Linked DNA regions of Homo sapiens: regions 1 and 3 are each linked to region 2. Evidence: chromatin contacts called from ENCODE Hi-C data. All regions are on one chromosome and are shown on one strand. The core of a region is the stretch at or near the end of the contact, and the rest is flanking DNA. Distances in the headings are between cores, read along the strand shown.

Region 1 (4,834 bases), core at 234-2,733, 680 kb after region 2:
GTAGGCTGTGACTTAATACACTCACAAAGAGGATTTTTCCAAGTATTTAAACTGTGTAGATGCTGCAAAAAATCAGACTGAGGCAAAGCCCTGCAGCCAACCCCAGCAGCAAGAGGTGAGGACCCCCTGTCTGTCCTGGGCCCCACTCAGGCACTATCCTCATCTCTTAGAATAGTTTGTTACCTTTTCTTTCCTGAAGCCTCATCAAATGCAACTTTTTCTATGGCATTCAACGGACTTTAAAGCAAAGATTACAGAGAAATTCTTATGCAAGTCAGAAAATCTGCTTATTATGGGTTTGATAAACCAAATTGTGTTACCTGTTTATAGACATAGATTTCTATCAGCCAGACGTGTGCACAGCACAGCACAAACCATAGCCACCCCCGTCGAAGTCTCTTTCTGTGCATTTCCCAGCCACGCCCCCAGCTTGGGCCCCTGGGGTCACCTCCCACTCCGGCTAGAAAGAGAGAAGGAGACAGTGAATTCCTCGGAAGCCGCTCGCCCTGCACCCAAGCGGGACTTGCACCACAAGCAGCCCCAGGAAAAAACTCTCCATTTCTTTCTCGTGGAGGCTCCAGAAGAAAAGCTGCGCATTTACCCGGCGCATTCTAACCGCCTTTGAGGTTCCCTCCGGCAGCCATGGGAGCCGTGGTGGGGCAAAGCCTGGGCTGGGAGACGCTGCAAGGCTCTGGGGAGCAGTGAGGCGCCGCGCCAGCTCCTCCGTTCCCGTCATAGCCTCACACGGGCTTCGCTGGACACGTCCAGGACGCAGCGCCGGTGGGCACCAGGCGTTGAGCGCCTGCCCCGCGTCTGTGCTAAGACCTCCCTTTGCATTATTGCATTTATTCCAACGATGGGGTGAGGTAGGTATTCTTATTTCCATTGCCAGAGTGAAACACTGAGGCTCATCCAGGGGCCGGTGTGGAAATCAGGGCTCAGCCCTGGGCCCCTGCTGCTTGGAGCCGGTGCGGTGGCCACCGTGACCTCACGCTTTCCCTGCCAGTCGCTCTCCGCCGCATCCCGGCCTCCCGCCCCGCCCCCGGCCGCTTTCCAGGGACTGAAGCCCGAGTTGGTGCTGCGTGTCCCCGCGGGGATTATTTTCAAACAGCTCCTCCTGCCCTGGCTCCCACAGCGCGGCCCCAGGCAGCTGCACCACTTTCTCCTCTCACCAATTAAAGCCGAATCCAGGGCTCCTTAGCATATGAATTGAGGCGCATCGGAGCCCTCACTGCTGGGCCAGCCCCTCCCGGGCTCCTCCGGTTCCGGGAGGTCCACAGCCCAGCAGCAGCTGCCCCTGCACGTTGTCCCCTCCGTCCAGCATCCCGGGGCCGAGGAGACAGTGCCCCTGGCCGGGGGCTGCGCTGGCTTCAACTTCCCATGGGCAAAACGGGGTCCCGGGTCAGTGTTCACAGAGGGTCTCAAACCCTGCAGGACCCTGAAATTGTCTGGGATCCACACCAGTCGGAAGAAAAAAAGAATAGAAAACGCAGGGATTCACCTCCTCTGCAGGCACCCTCATGCCGAACACTAAACAGGATGATGTTGAAAAGGATTTGGAGATTTATGCAGGTCACGAGCTTGAGGAATTTTTCCATTGAATGCACCATGCCTTGGGTTTCCCGTTTCCCACTGAAAATCCCATGGCTGACACTTTTTTTATATCATTACCTTGGGAGATGAAGAAAAACTCATCTGTTAGGGCAGCTCTGTGAATGCAGATGCTTTGGGTTGTTTTGAATGAATGACTGAATGTTCTGAAATAAAGCAGGAAGGTGCCTGCGGGATAATGACTGGTTTCGCAACTCTTGGCCGGGAGTCTAGACCCCTCTGATAATCAATAGAAATGGATGTATATTAAATTTAGCAATAGAAAAAGTATAGATAGTTGAGTATGCTACATTATTTTCCTATAAATTAACCCGTTACCACAGTCTTTAATTATCTTCCCCTTGCGAGGCATAAAGAAGAGACTGCTTGAGGATGGAGGGTTTTTTGTGGTCTGAGGTCTGCAGACTGGCCAAGTATTCCAATATTAATTACCACCCATCCTGGCCGTAGGCTCACCCCGCTGACCTGAGCAGACCTGGTGAAGCAAGCCACAACTTCTGCTGGAAATTGCTCCACTCTTCCATTAAGTGAGGATTAGAAAGCCCTTTGTGAGAATTTTGCCCAGAGTCTAAGTTGAGCACTTTGTCACTTGCACGCTTCATTTTCCAGCATACCGTTCGCTCAGCTCAGTGTCTATCCAGGCACTGAAGGTTCGGATGCAAGCACTCTCCAGCGTAGGGGCTGACCAAGTGAAATGCACACTGAGCAACCGTGCAGCTCCAGGTCCTGGCGGCTCTTCACAACCAGACATTCTCCCTGGAGACCCTAAGCTCCTCTTCCTCTGTTGGGGGAGCACAAAATACCCTATAAGGGCTGCTTTGCTGCCTCTGGCACTTTCTTCATCAGGGGAGTTACATCCAGATGTAGCTGACAGGTCAGGGCCCCTTCTCCTCCACCATGTCTCAGGGTTATCTTTTCCAAATGGAGGAAGTCAAGGGTATGCAGGCGCTCCAGTTTCCCTGCCTTACCCTACATATCCATAACAGACTTCAACACGAGAACCAGCGTTTCGGATGTGTCTAGCAGAGTGCCAAAGTCAGGCTGGAGTGTGCCCTGAAAGTCAGGGCCTTCTGAGGGACACAGACACGGTTTGTCTCCAAGGGGGCTGTGTGTAAGGCAAATGCTGAGGCCTACAACCATGTGTTCTGAGACGGTGGCCATTACAGAAACAGGCAGTCCCCAGACAGAAGCACAAAGGGCAATCTCAAGGAATCAAGATCTGTAGGCAGGGACCCACACTGAACAATCTGGACAAAGCTAATGCAGAATGAACAGTACCGCCGCTACCCAGCGACAGTCGGGCTGATGTTCTAGGAGAACCACACGCTTCACACAGCAAGGGAGAAATTAGGCCGTATTTTAATCCCTTCCAGCTTCGTCCAGGAGGTGTTGTGATTTGAGTCACTCTCTTCCTCTAACTCCTAGCCCATCCGCAGTAATAAATAACTTTGCAGTGAATGGATGGTTTTCTTAGACCTGGGGGAACAATCCTAGTTTGATAAAGCAGCTCAGGAGCGTGAATGCTGAGGGGCCCGCCTATTAGCTGCCAAGCTCGGTAGCCAGGTCAGGCCCCACTGGAAGGGAAGGGGCAGTTGCCCAGGGTGCCTGAGGAGCAACCTGGCCCCTGTTCTCGGGTGGGAGAAGGAGCACCTGGCACTGACCAGCCCTGGAACTCCGCCTGCTCACTGGACATCACAGCACATGAGCGGGTGCTATGGATGGAATGTTTGAGTCCCCCAAAATTTGTATCTTGAAGCCCTATTTTCCAAGGTGCTGGTATTAGGAAGCGGGGCATTTAGGAGGTGATTAGGTCATGGGGGGCCTTGTGAATGGGATTAGTGCCCTGATAAGAACAGAGATGACCCATCTCTCAGCCATGTGAGGACACAGCAGAAGGTGCCATCCACACACCAGTCTGGAGCCCTCCCAGCCACGGAACTGCCTGGCACTTGGATGTGGGGGTTCCTGCGTCCCAGCCTCACAAGAACTGTGAGAAATCCATTTCTGTTGTTAAAACCACCCAGGCCATTGCATTTTTGTTACAGCAGCCTGAACTGACTAAAACAGCTTGAATAACAGAAATGGCAGGTTAAAAAAAAAAAATCACTGTTCCTGGGCTTGCTCTAGACTAAATAGTTGGGGGAACCTAGGGATTAGGGAAGAGTCTAGAGAAAAGCCGCAGTTCAACGCCTGCCCATCTCCTTGCTTCTAGTGAAGGGGCTCAAGGAATATGACGCTCTTATTTGGGAAGGAATTCTGGGTCATAGAAAAAAATGGGCGGGCCAGTCCAGGAAGCGTGGAGAGAAGACAGTGAAACTGCTCTGTCGAGAACTCAGGAAGTCCCCCAAGAGAGGACGGGGGAGGTGGGAGGTGTGGGGTAGGTGGAGTGAGCCCCAGGGAGGAAGACCACAGTGATCCTTGTGGCAGAAATCCAAACTGTGGGGGTAAAGGAACATGAAAGCAACAATTTCCCCTTATGTCCTGCCCGATGCTATATAGTTGCTTCACAGCAGCCTCTTCACACCAGCCTCTCATCTTCATACCTTCTCTGAGGGTCTTGCTCATGGTGGCTTTGTCAGGAGATGCTCTGGGGGAGGAGGAAGCAGAGCAAAGCCCACCAGTGACACAGAGTGAACCATAAAGGTGAAGACAGTCATGCCCAGAGAACCAGGGATGCAGAAGTTCATGGAAGCTGGAGTTTGGGGCAGGAAGCATCTGGAAAAACATGAGTCTCCTCTTTCCCCGCCCTCACCATCACCCCCAAAACATGGATATCCTCAGAAATATCTGGGAGGATCCTGGATTTCCCACATGCAAAGATAGGGGATCAGGTCCAGAAGGCACAGCTGTGCTCAGGGTGCCTGTGTTTTGTGAACTAACTCAACAACGGACAGCGCGAGATACACAGAGCCACACTGTGGCTGGGAGCCTGGCCGCCGTCTTCCTGATCCCTGGGGCCGATGGCCAGAAGGGCTTTCTTACCAGGTGCTTCCCAGGAGCCTGGGAGGAGGTGACGCTGAGCACAGACACCACATCCTGCAGCCGTCCTTGGTCCCGTCTCAGCAGGCATTCCCAACAGAGACCCCACCGAGAGCTGCTGGGAAGGCAAGGAGATGTGGGTCATCGTCATCAGCTAAATGGAGGGTGGCATTCTGCTTCTACCATCCAGCCAGTGCCACAGATCAAAGAGAAATAAGCTCGGCAATTTTCCTGCCATCATTTT
Region 2 (4,769 bases), core at 66-2,565:
CCTGAGCCGAGGGCTTCAGGGAGAGGGCCGCGCATCGCAGCGCAGCCGCCCGTCTTCCCGTGGCTTCCCTACGGCCGCGGCTCCCGCTGCTCCTTTCCGCCGGCCACGCGGGTCGCACGACCTTCCCCTCCCGCCCACCCTGAGGCGCTGAAGCCCTCGACGCCGGCCTCGGGAAAGGCGCGGCCACCGCCCGTTTCGGATTCCCGTTTCCTTCCTCCGGGCGCGTCCTTCACCGTGGCCAAATCAGCCTCTCAACTGCTGGAGCCCGGCCTCGGACACTTCTCGGCTTACGCCGCCATACAGTGGCGCACCCCGAAACCCCGGAACCGACAGCTCGGCTGGCCTTGCGCACCCACACTCTCCAAGGCAGGGCTCGGTCCGGGGGCTGGTTTTGCCAAGGCGAGGGGCGAGGGGCAGCCCAGGCGGCCGGATGGATACCAAGAGGGCGCGTCAGCTCCGGCGGGACGGGGCTTCCAGGGCCCGGGAGGGGTCCAGGACTCCCCGCCGGCGCCTGGCTGTCGGCGGAGGGCCGCGGGGCAGGAGGGAGTGGAGACTGCGGCCCCAGTTCGGGCAGCGCGGAGCCCACCCAACGCCCTCCTCGGCCCTCGGCTCTTCCTGGGGCCATCCCGCCCCTGCACCTCGGCCTGGCACCTTTCCGGTTAGCCTCGGAGGCCGTGGCCGAGCAGGGTGCGTTCGCCTGGCTGGGGGGCCTCAGAACGTTATTTCCGGGTGACAACCTGCAGGGCCTTCCGCCCCTCGCGACCTCTCGGGAGTCCCTTCCCCGGCGCCCCCCCGGGGCTGCAGGGGCTGCAGGTTCGGTCTCGGGGCCTCCTTACCGCAGTCCGCCCGGCTTTAGGCTAGTGGGCTTTAACTACGTCGATAATATGACTCCGGCGATCTTGTGCGGCGATGGGATGCGGCCGTGGGCGGTGGAGTCCAGGCGGAGTCCGCTCTCCACACGCGAGGGCGCCTCCTCCTCACCGCTCGCCGGCTTCAAAGCTCGCGCCTCAGGCGACGGCAGCCAACGGGTTGCCGGCTGGAGGCCCCGCCGACGCCCCGCCCCTTGCGTGCCCACCCGCGCCCCGCAGCCCCGCCCCCAGCGCCGACCCTAAGTTTCGGCGCTCAGTGGTCCGGCGCTCCCCAAGGCTCGGTGTCCAGCGTCAACCCCGAGGTCTCTATGCCCCGCCTCCCGACGCCAGGGGGCAGGGCCAGCGCGCTGCGCGTCGGGGCGGGGCTTTGGCTGCGTCGGCCGCGTAGCCCGCGCGCGGAGCGTACCCTGCTGCGGCCGTTGGCCGTTAGCGCGGCTTCGGCGGTTGTCTTGGAGAAGCAAGATGGCGGCGACGGCGGCCGCAGTGGTGGCCGAGGAGGACACGGAGCTGCGGGACCTGCTGGTGCAGACGCTGGAGAACAGCGGGGTCCTGAACCGCATCAAGGTGAGGCCGGAGGCTGGGGCCGGGCCTGGCGGATCCGCAGGGCTTGCGTGGACAGCGGGCGTCACAACGGTCGCGGCGAGGAGGCCGCCTCCCTGGCGAGGGACCGGGGCCGGCGGGCACTGGGGGCGCGCCCCGGCATGGCCTCCGTCCTGCCCGCCCCACAGAGGGGGTCGGCTCGTTCGTTCGTGTGGTCCCGGAGGGCACCGCGGACTGGGGGTGCCTGGCCCATCCCCTGCCTCATTCCGTGGGGGCGGGACCGCGGGGCTTGGGGGCCACACGGGCGGCCCGCAGCTGGGCCCTGGAGTGCGGCCCCAGCGTCTCTTCCTCAGGCTCGGGCATGATCCGCGGCGGGAAAGCAGCGCGTCCAGCCGAAGCCTGGGGGTCGGAGAGCTTGTGTGACTGAGAACGTTTCGGAAGGCGTTTCTGACCTTTGCACCTGCCCTCCCAGCTCGTTGGCTTGCTCGTGTTTGTTGCTGGATAAATGTGAGCTTGTTGTGAAAATTGTCTTGAAATTATAATTTCCTGTTTCTTAACTTTTTTTTAAGGCTGAACTCCGAGCAGCTGTGTTTTTAGCACTAGAGGAGCAAGAAAAAGTAGAGGTATGAAGTTTCCAGATTTTAACATGGCTGTATTCGTTAATACTTAATTTCTTATTCATTAAAAACCGTCTTAAAAATAGTTTATAGTAACATATAGCTAGGGATAATTTTGAACTGTTAAGGATTACATTACTATTGAGAGAGAGCCAAAATTATTCTTTTTTCGTGTAGCTTTTGAATTTGGGGGTAATCTTAAGGTACCACAGTAACTCTGATACTAATGCTTAATCTGAAACAAATGGTCATAGGAGTTTCTTGAAGAAATGGTGCCATTGTCAATGTGTTAAGTGCAGGTTCACTCAGATCCTTTAGTAAGCTAATATGTTATTAATCCCTATGAAACGGGGTATATAGTATGCAACTTTTCCCAAAATTATCTGACCACTCAATTATTTTGACAATGAAAAAGACAGCGATTATTTTAAAAGTGCAGCCACTACTCTATATTTAAGTGGGTAATTTAACTTTTTCGGAGTCCCACCAACCATCCTGAGTAAATATTCTGGAATTTGTCAACAAGAATAGAACCATCATCAAAGCCTTAAACTCTTGCTGTATGACAAATCAGTCTACTGTCCTCTCACTTCTTTAGACCTGTATACCTAATCTCTAATTTCATCAAAATCTTCAGTTCTTTGCCCTTTCCATGTCTGTGCAGGCATCAGTCTTCTCTTGGCAGCATTTTGCTCTGGACCCTATGGGTCTGGACCCCTAATTACCTTGCCTTAACGGTCATACGTGGTCTGGAAGAAATCTCAGTGGTCATTTAACCCAGCAAACTAACTCTTCCCACTTTGCACATATGTGCTCTTGGAGAAGAGTCAGTCAATCCTGTGGATTGCTGATGTTGCAAATTGGCAGGTACCAACCTGGTTAGGTCCTGAGCAGGCCCAGCAGCTCTCTTCTTCACCCTAGCTGTGCAGTAGCCTTCTATGTCACCCCTGCTTCCTTCTCTCTGAACACATGGTCTTGTTGCTTCCTCCACAGGGAAGGTAGAAGCCATTAGATCCTAACTTTATGTCCTCCTCTCCTGTCCCTCAATCTATTGCTCACCTGTGAAAATGCTTACCTGTGTCTATGTTTATCTGTACCTCTTTCCTTACTGCTTTAGAAGAAGAGGCTCTGTCCTGTCCAAGAATAATCACTCTGTCTTGTGTATACTTTCAAGTCTTTAATTATTTACTGTATCTTTGACCCCTTCCTTTTCTGATGGCTTTTCTTTTGAGCTTGAAAACATGTTTAAATAACTATTAGGAGTAAACTGTTTTCCTTTACTCACATTCTGCTTTTAATACCGCTGTGGTTTTTTTCCTTCACAACCTGGTTTTGACCACTCCTTGGTTTCTTTAGCATGATCTTTTTCCTGTACACCTGACTGAGACTTATCCACAGTTGTCATTCTGTACTGTCTCACAGACTGACCTTATTCATCCAGTAACTCCAGCCCTGTAACTTTCATGCATGTTTCTTTCCCGAGCTTCAGACCTGTATGTTAAACTGCCCACTGTATTATGCCCTTAATGGGACCATCATTTATCTGGCAAGAAATCTAAGCGTTTCTTAGGCCTTGCTCTTCTTTCCACCTGCTCAGCCATCACCTGGCTCTGTGTCTGTCAGGTGTGTATCTGAAGTGTCCCCAAGGGAGTGCTCTGCTGCCTCCTTTGTGCTTGTTTCTTCTTTTCCAGATTGCCTTATCCCCTTCCTACTTGCCAGTCTCCGTTTCCGTGGTGTCCCTCACCATCTCCCTGAAGTCCTTTTTCCACATTGCTCCTAGATTGGCTGTTTATAGTACACATCTGATCTGTCCCTCCATTCTCTTAAAATATTTCAGTTGACTCCCTATCTTAGAATTCCCTGAACCAGCCTACCAACTACCTTGAGGATCTCTCCTCTCCTTGTCTTTTATTTTAACAACTTTATTGAGGTAAAATTGACCTATAGTAAAGCTAAAGTATTTAATATGTACAATTTGATTTTTAATAGTTAATTTATGCAGCTGTGAAATGATCATCACAATCAAGGTACTGCGCATATCCTTCAAACTTTTGACCTTCAAAAGTTTTCCTTGTGCCCCTTATGTAACCCTCTCCCCCACCCCAAACCTTTTTAAGAATTATATAAATGGAATCGTATAGTAGGTACTCTTTTTTTTTGGTCTGTTTCTTCAACATAATGCATTTGAAATTCATTCATGTTGTGGTATGTATTAATAAATCATTTCATTAATACATTGTACAGATATGACAGTTTAGCCATTACCTGCTGACAGACATTTAGGCTGTTTCCAGTTTTTGAGTATTACAAATAAGGTTTCTGTGAACAGTCACATACAAGTCTTTGCTTGGATCTGTGATTTCTCTTGAGAAAATATGTAGAGGTGAAGTGACTAGGTCACATGCTAGGAATATTTGTGACTTTTAAGAAACACTACCAAATTGCTGTCCAAACTCGTTATGCCATTTTGCATTCCCATCAGCAGTGTATGAGGCTGCCACTGTAGCAGCAATTAATGTGGTCTTAAGGAAGCTTACCATGTGCTACCTACTGTAGCCTCTTCTCAGCAACAATCACAGGCTTGATGGTCTAGAAGTATTTTTTCCATACTTATTCAAATAAATGTATAATTACAAAAATAAGTTGGCCTATGGGCCGCATAAGATCATCTCACATTTCATGGATAAACTGGGAATTACAAGTGTATAATTAAATTCCTGTTCATAGTAAGTATGCTATAAAT
Region 3 (4,475 bases), core at 1,581-4,080, 830 kb after region 2:
CAGTGGTGCAATGAGAATAGAAGATGGTAGCATGTTTACCTTTTATTGTTCTAGGTGGTTATCAAAATTAACATATGGCTCAGAATATCATCCTGGAGTCTTGACCGATGACAGCGAAATTATTTGTCAGCCTGGAAATTTTCATGTCCTAAACATATACCAGTTATGGGAGTGTTCATGATTTAAGAATCATAGGTATTCTATGAATTTTTGGCTGCTCTTAAACATTTGTCAATAAACTAATGTTGGTTGGGACCTACAATAAAGTGTAGTTTAGATATTGATATACCACTCATACATAATACAAATGGGGACTTTTAATGACAGTCAGAAAAACGAGAATGATTCACATTAATTTCGAGCCTTCTATGTGTCCTGCATCACCCAGTAGGTATTTCACATATGCTATATGTTTTTTATTACAAAAATAACACTGCAGAGAGCCCATAACTGTTTTCCAGGAATCCTGAATTTTCTCTTTAGTGATGCTACACATACTTACTTTGGACATCAGCAATCTAACTGCCGGCTTTGCAAACTCATTCTTCAAGAGGCAAGTCATTCTTGGTAACAGCGTCCTCAGGAATGAAGCTCCTGCAGTTGAGGTTCAGTGAACGCTGCGTCAGGGATCTGCGCAGCACGTGTGGAACCCAATGAGAGTCCTTGCTGTGCAGGCACCGGGATGCTCACATAGTAAAAACTCGAGTCCATCGGGAAGCCCAGGAACTGAAAGGCATAAAGAAACCGAGTGCTAGAACACGAAGATGACATTTAGACACAGATGCTTTTCTGCAAGTCACCACACTTTAATTTTAAGAAAGGAGACTAGCGATCTATTGAATAATTCATTCCCTCATGGCACTGGTTCAACACCCCAGGCTCCTCTGCTGAGAAGCCTCCTTATGTAGCTGTACTGGACAAGTGCGGTAGAAAAGACAGAACCCAGTGGGGATGACAGAATTCTTTAATTGTCTGCAAAAGAGGAAATCCAGTTGGTGGAGAGAAAAATTATTTCCACATTGGAAAAAAAAGTAATGACAAAAATAAAAAGGCTTTGTCAAATATAGTTCACTCTTCTCATTACTTGCCTTAGTGTTTCAAAGATAAACGCTTTTTGTTACAACACATCACAGATAACGCAACTTCGCCTGACTGAACCCGGCGTGGGGAGACTGCAGAGATGGCGCTCTGCAGCCAAAACAAAGGGTGGGGGAGGGGAGGGGCAATTACAAAAAAGACACCTTATGAAAAAAAATCCCTACAATTCACAAAGCTTGCTACTGAAATTAATTTCAGGTTTCCACGTCCACGGGGACACGTACAGGATTTAAAATGACGATCACGTGGCATCTCTCAGGGCCAAATGGGGCGCATCAAAGCTTCCCCTCGACGTTTATTAACTCTGCAGTCCGTTCTCTACGTCTGCGAAGAATTGGCAGATAACGATGTGTCTGAGAGAAGAGGCGTTTTCTAAGGAGACACACAAAGGGAGTGGGACCCTCCAACCTCACTCTGTGAGAGGAACACCGCACAGCAGTGTGGGGGCTCGAACACCCCAAGAGCGGCAGAGCGCGGTTCAGAAAACATGACCCTTGAAATGCACACAAAGCCTAACAACGTGTCCTCCGCGGAAGAAAACAGCTTGAAAAGGTCGGCTTTGAAGTGACCCAGCGGAAAGGAATCACCCTGGAAGAAACACGCAGCAGCCCCGGGGCAATGCGCGGGCAGGAGGAGCAGCGAGCGCGGGGAGCGCAGGGCCCTTCGGAGAGGGCGCTCCACCGGCCCTGCGCTCCGTACCTGTGCCGCCACGCCCACCGGTCCCCTGCTGAGCCTAGCACCGCCCATTTAGACCCAGCACCACCCGTCCGGACCGAACCTAGCACCGCCCGTCCGGACCCAGCAGCGCCCATTTGGATACTGCACCGCCCGTCCAGACCCAGAACCGCCCGTCCGGACCCAGTACCACCCATCGGACCCAGCGCCGCCCATTTAGACCCAGCACCGCCAGTCCGAACCGAACCTAGCACCGCCCATGGGACCCATCGCCCGTTCGGACCCAGCACCGCCCGTCCAGATCCAGCACTGCACCCCCATTTGGATCCAGCACCGCCCGTCCAGACCCGGACCCGCCAGTCCGGACCGAACCCAGCACCGCCCATCGGATCCGGCGCCGCCCATTTAGACCTAGCACCACCCATCCGAACCGAACCTAGCACCGCCCATCGGACCCACCGCCCGTCTGGACCCAGCACCGCCCGTCTGGAACCAGCACCGCCCGTCCACAGATCCATCACCACCCATTTGGACCCAGCACCGCCCGTCCCCGCCCGTCCGGACCGAACGCAGCACCGCCCATCGGACCCAGCAGCGCCCATTTAGACCTAGCACCGCCCGTCCGAACCGAACATAGCACCGCCCATCGGACCCATCACCGCCCGTCCAGATCCAGCACCGCCCATTTGGATCCAGCACCGCCCGTCCGGACTCTGCACCGCGCGTCCGGACCCAACACAGCACCACCCATCGGACCCAGCACTGCCCATTTAGATCCAGCAGCGCGCGTCCGAACCGAACCTAGCACCGCTGGTCGGGAAGGAACCCGGTACCGCCGGTTGGGACCCACCACCGCCAGTCCAGACGGAACCCTAGCACCGCGCGGGGCCCGCCCTCCGACACCTCCCTCCCTGGCGGCCGCGGCAGCAGCACCTAGTGGAGCGGCCCGGAGGTGCGGCGGCGCCGCGCGGGGCGGCGGCGCGCACGGCGGGCGGCGGCGCGCACGGCGGCGGGCGGGGCGCGGGCGGGTGCGGGCGGCGGGCGGCGGGCGCCGGGCGCACACCGGCCGGCGGGGCTGAGGCGGCGCGGCGCGGCGCGGACTGAGCCCCAGGCGGAGGCCAAGTCGGAGGACGCGGCGCGGCCGCGGAGGCGGAGGCAGCCGCGGAGGCGGAGGCGGCCGGCGGGGGGTGGCGAGGGGCGCCGGGCCCCCGCGGACCTGTCGTCCTCGGCCCGTCCTCCGGCCCCGGCCCCGCGCGGCTGAGGAGGCGCGGCCAGGACCATGTCGGCGGGCGGCCGTGACGAGGAGCGGCGGAAGCTGGCCGACATCATCCACCACTGGAACGCCAACCGGCTGGACCTGTTCGAGATCAGCCAGCCGACCGAGGTGAGCACCGCCGGGCGCGGGGCCTGCGCGACCCCCGCCCGCTGCGCCGCGCCCCGCCCCTCCCCCCCGCCGCCGCCCGCCAGCCGCGGACCCGCCCTCCTTTCCCCCTCCCCCCTCCGCCCCTTCTCTCCCCTCCCCCTCCCCCAGGCCCACCGCGGGCCCCGGCGTCCCCCGCAGCCCCCGTCCCCCTGCCGCGGTGTATCCCGGGGTCGCGCGGGCCGAGCGGGGGCTGGCGGGGCGCGGCAGTCACCTGTTCCCCTCTCCGGCCGCTCACCTGGTGGCTCACCTGGGCCGCCGCCCCCACCCCCGCGAGCGCGGCGCGGCCCCGGCCTCATCCCCGGCGGCGCGGGGGGCGCGGCGGCGCGCGGGGCCGGCGCCCTCCACCTGCAGCCCGGTTGTGGCTCGCGGCGCCCCTTCGCCGTGGCCGGGATGGAGCCTGTGACGCGCGCTGTGCTTCGGGTTCATAAACTTGCAGGCTGCCAGCTGGGAGGGGAAAGTCAGTATCACAAAGTTCGGGAGGTGCGGGCTGCCTGATGGCACAGGCCCGGAGTCGGACGCCTCCGAGGAAAGGCGCGCCTTCTCCACCTTCGGGGCCGCGAGGAAGGGCCCTCTGCGGCGGCCTCTGCCCGGAGGGAGGCGCCGGCCCCAGGCTGGCTCCCTGAGAGGAGGAGGAAATCACGCTCGCTCCTGGCCTGGTAACAATGGGGGTTGTTTATAGCAAAGCTGCTGAAAGCGTTCCGAGCAGCTTTTAAAAAAATGTTTGAGTCCAAGTCCACTAGGAAGGGCTCCGTGGAGAGGGGAGGGAGGTGAAGGGTCGGGGAGCAACCCTGTAAATCGCTCCGCAAGGGTCGGTTCCGCGCTCTGTTCATTCGGTGGCTGCACAGACTTTACCAGCATAAAAAAATTTCACTCAATATTTGTGCCCGTTTAGGAAATCATTTTAATAGCGTCTATTTTTGATTTGTTGTAATAGGTAATTTATAGTTAATACTTGCTATAAAATACTAGCTCCTAGGCAACAAAACATGTTTGGCAGATTTGAACATTCTTACGAAATGTAATCCTTTTATCATTAAATTCCACTTTATGTTTTTGAGAGAATTTGACTATTGCTTCTCTGATTTCTTGAGTTTTTGCCAGTCATGGGAAGGACTCTATTTCTTCTGTTTTCATCTGTACCTGTGACTGCACTTGACGTGGGTAGCTAGCCATTTGTCTTAATACTGAGTTGAATACTGACACACGCCATTAGGCTCAGGTTGTCAATTTGAGCATAGATGTTATGTTAAGTTACTCCTGATTCATTCATCTTCTGTAA

What was found. Hi-C counts contacts between places; a loop is a spot of excess contacts on that map. Pooled maps may share reads with other maps.
Region 1: a loop to region 2 is called in a map of endothelial cell of umbilical vein, with 6 times the contacts of the local background. The contact joins the promoter of LINC02538 here to the promoter of CEP43 in region 2. A Hi-C loop is called at or near these places in 1 of 168 maps with a recorded cell type or tissue (endothelial cell of umbilical vein).
Region 3: a pooled map shows a loop between it and region 2 (10-fold over the local background). The contact joins the promoter of AFDN here to the promoter of CEP43 in region 2. A Hi-C loop is called at or near these places in 2 of 37 single-sample maps with no recorded cell type and 13 of 50 pooled maps.

What each region holds. Positions count from the first base shown.
Region 1 is chr6:167,677,740-167,682,573 of GRCh38, forward strand. It overlaps LINC02538 (long intergenic non-protein coding RNA 2538), which reads right to left and starts at 1,484. Exons shown (of 3, transcript NR_117091.1): 1 at 1,173-1,484; 2 at 321-460. It overlaps LOC124901465 (a long non-coding RNA gene), which reads left to right and starts at 493. Exons shown (of 2, transcript XR_007059883.1): 1 at 493-866. LINC02487 (long intergenic non-protein coding RNA 2487) reads right to left here. Exons shown (of 7, transcript NR_117092.2): 6 at 4,594-4,708; 7 at 2,952-4,198.
Region 2 is chr6:166,998,082-167,002,850 of GRCh38, forward strand. It overlaps CEP43 (centrosomal protein 43), which reads left to right and starts at 1,316. Exons shown (of 13, transcript NM_007045.4): 1 at 1,316-1,433; 2 at 1,979-2,032. The coding sequence starts at 1,332. RefSeq lists silencers at 388-617, 908-1,427, 1,518-1,677, 1,688-1,777.
Region 3 is chr6:167,824,081-167,828,555 of GRCh38, forward strand. AFDN (afadin, adherens junction formation factor) reads left to right here and starts at 2,831. Exons shown (of 34, transcript NM_001386888.1): 1 at 2,831-3,157. The coding sequence starts at 3,053. AFDN-DT (AFDN divergent transcript) reads right to left here and starts at 2,716. Exons shown (of 2, transcript NR_027906.1): 1 at 1,323-2,716; 2 at 1-726. RefSeq lists silencers at 1,800-1,869, 2,784-2,983 and enhancers at 2,454-2,523, 2,554-2,633.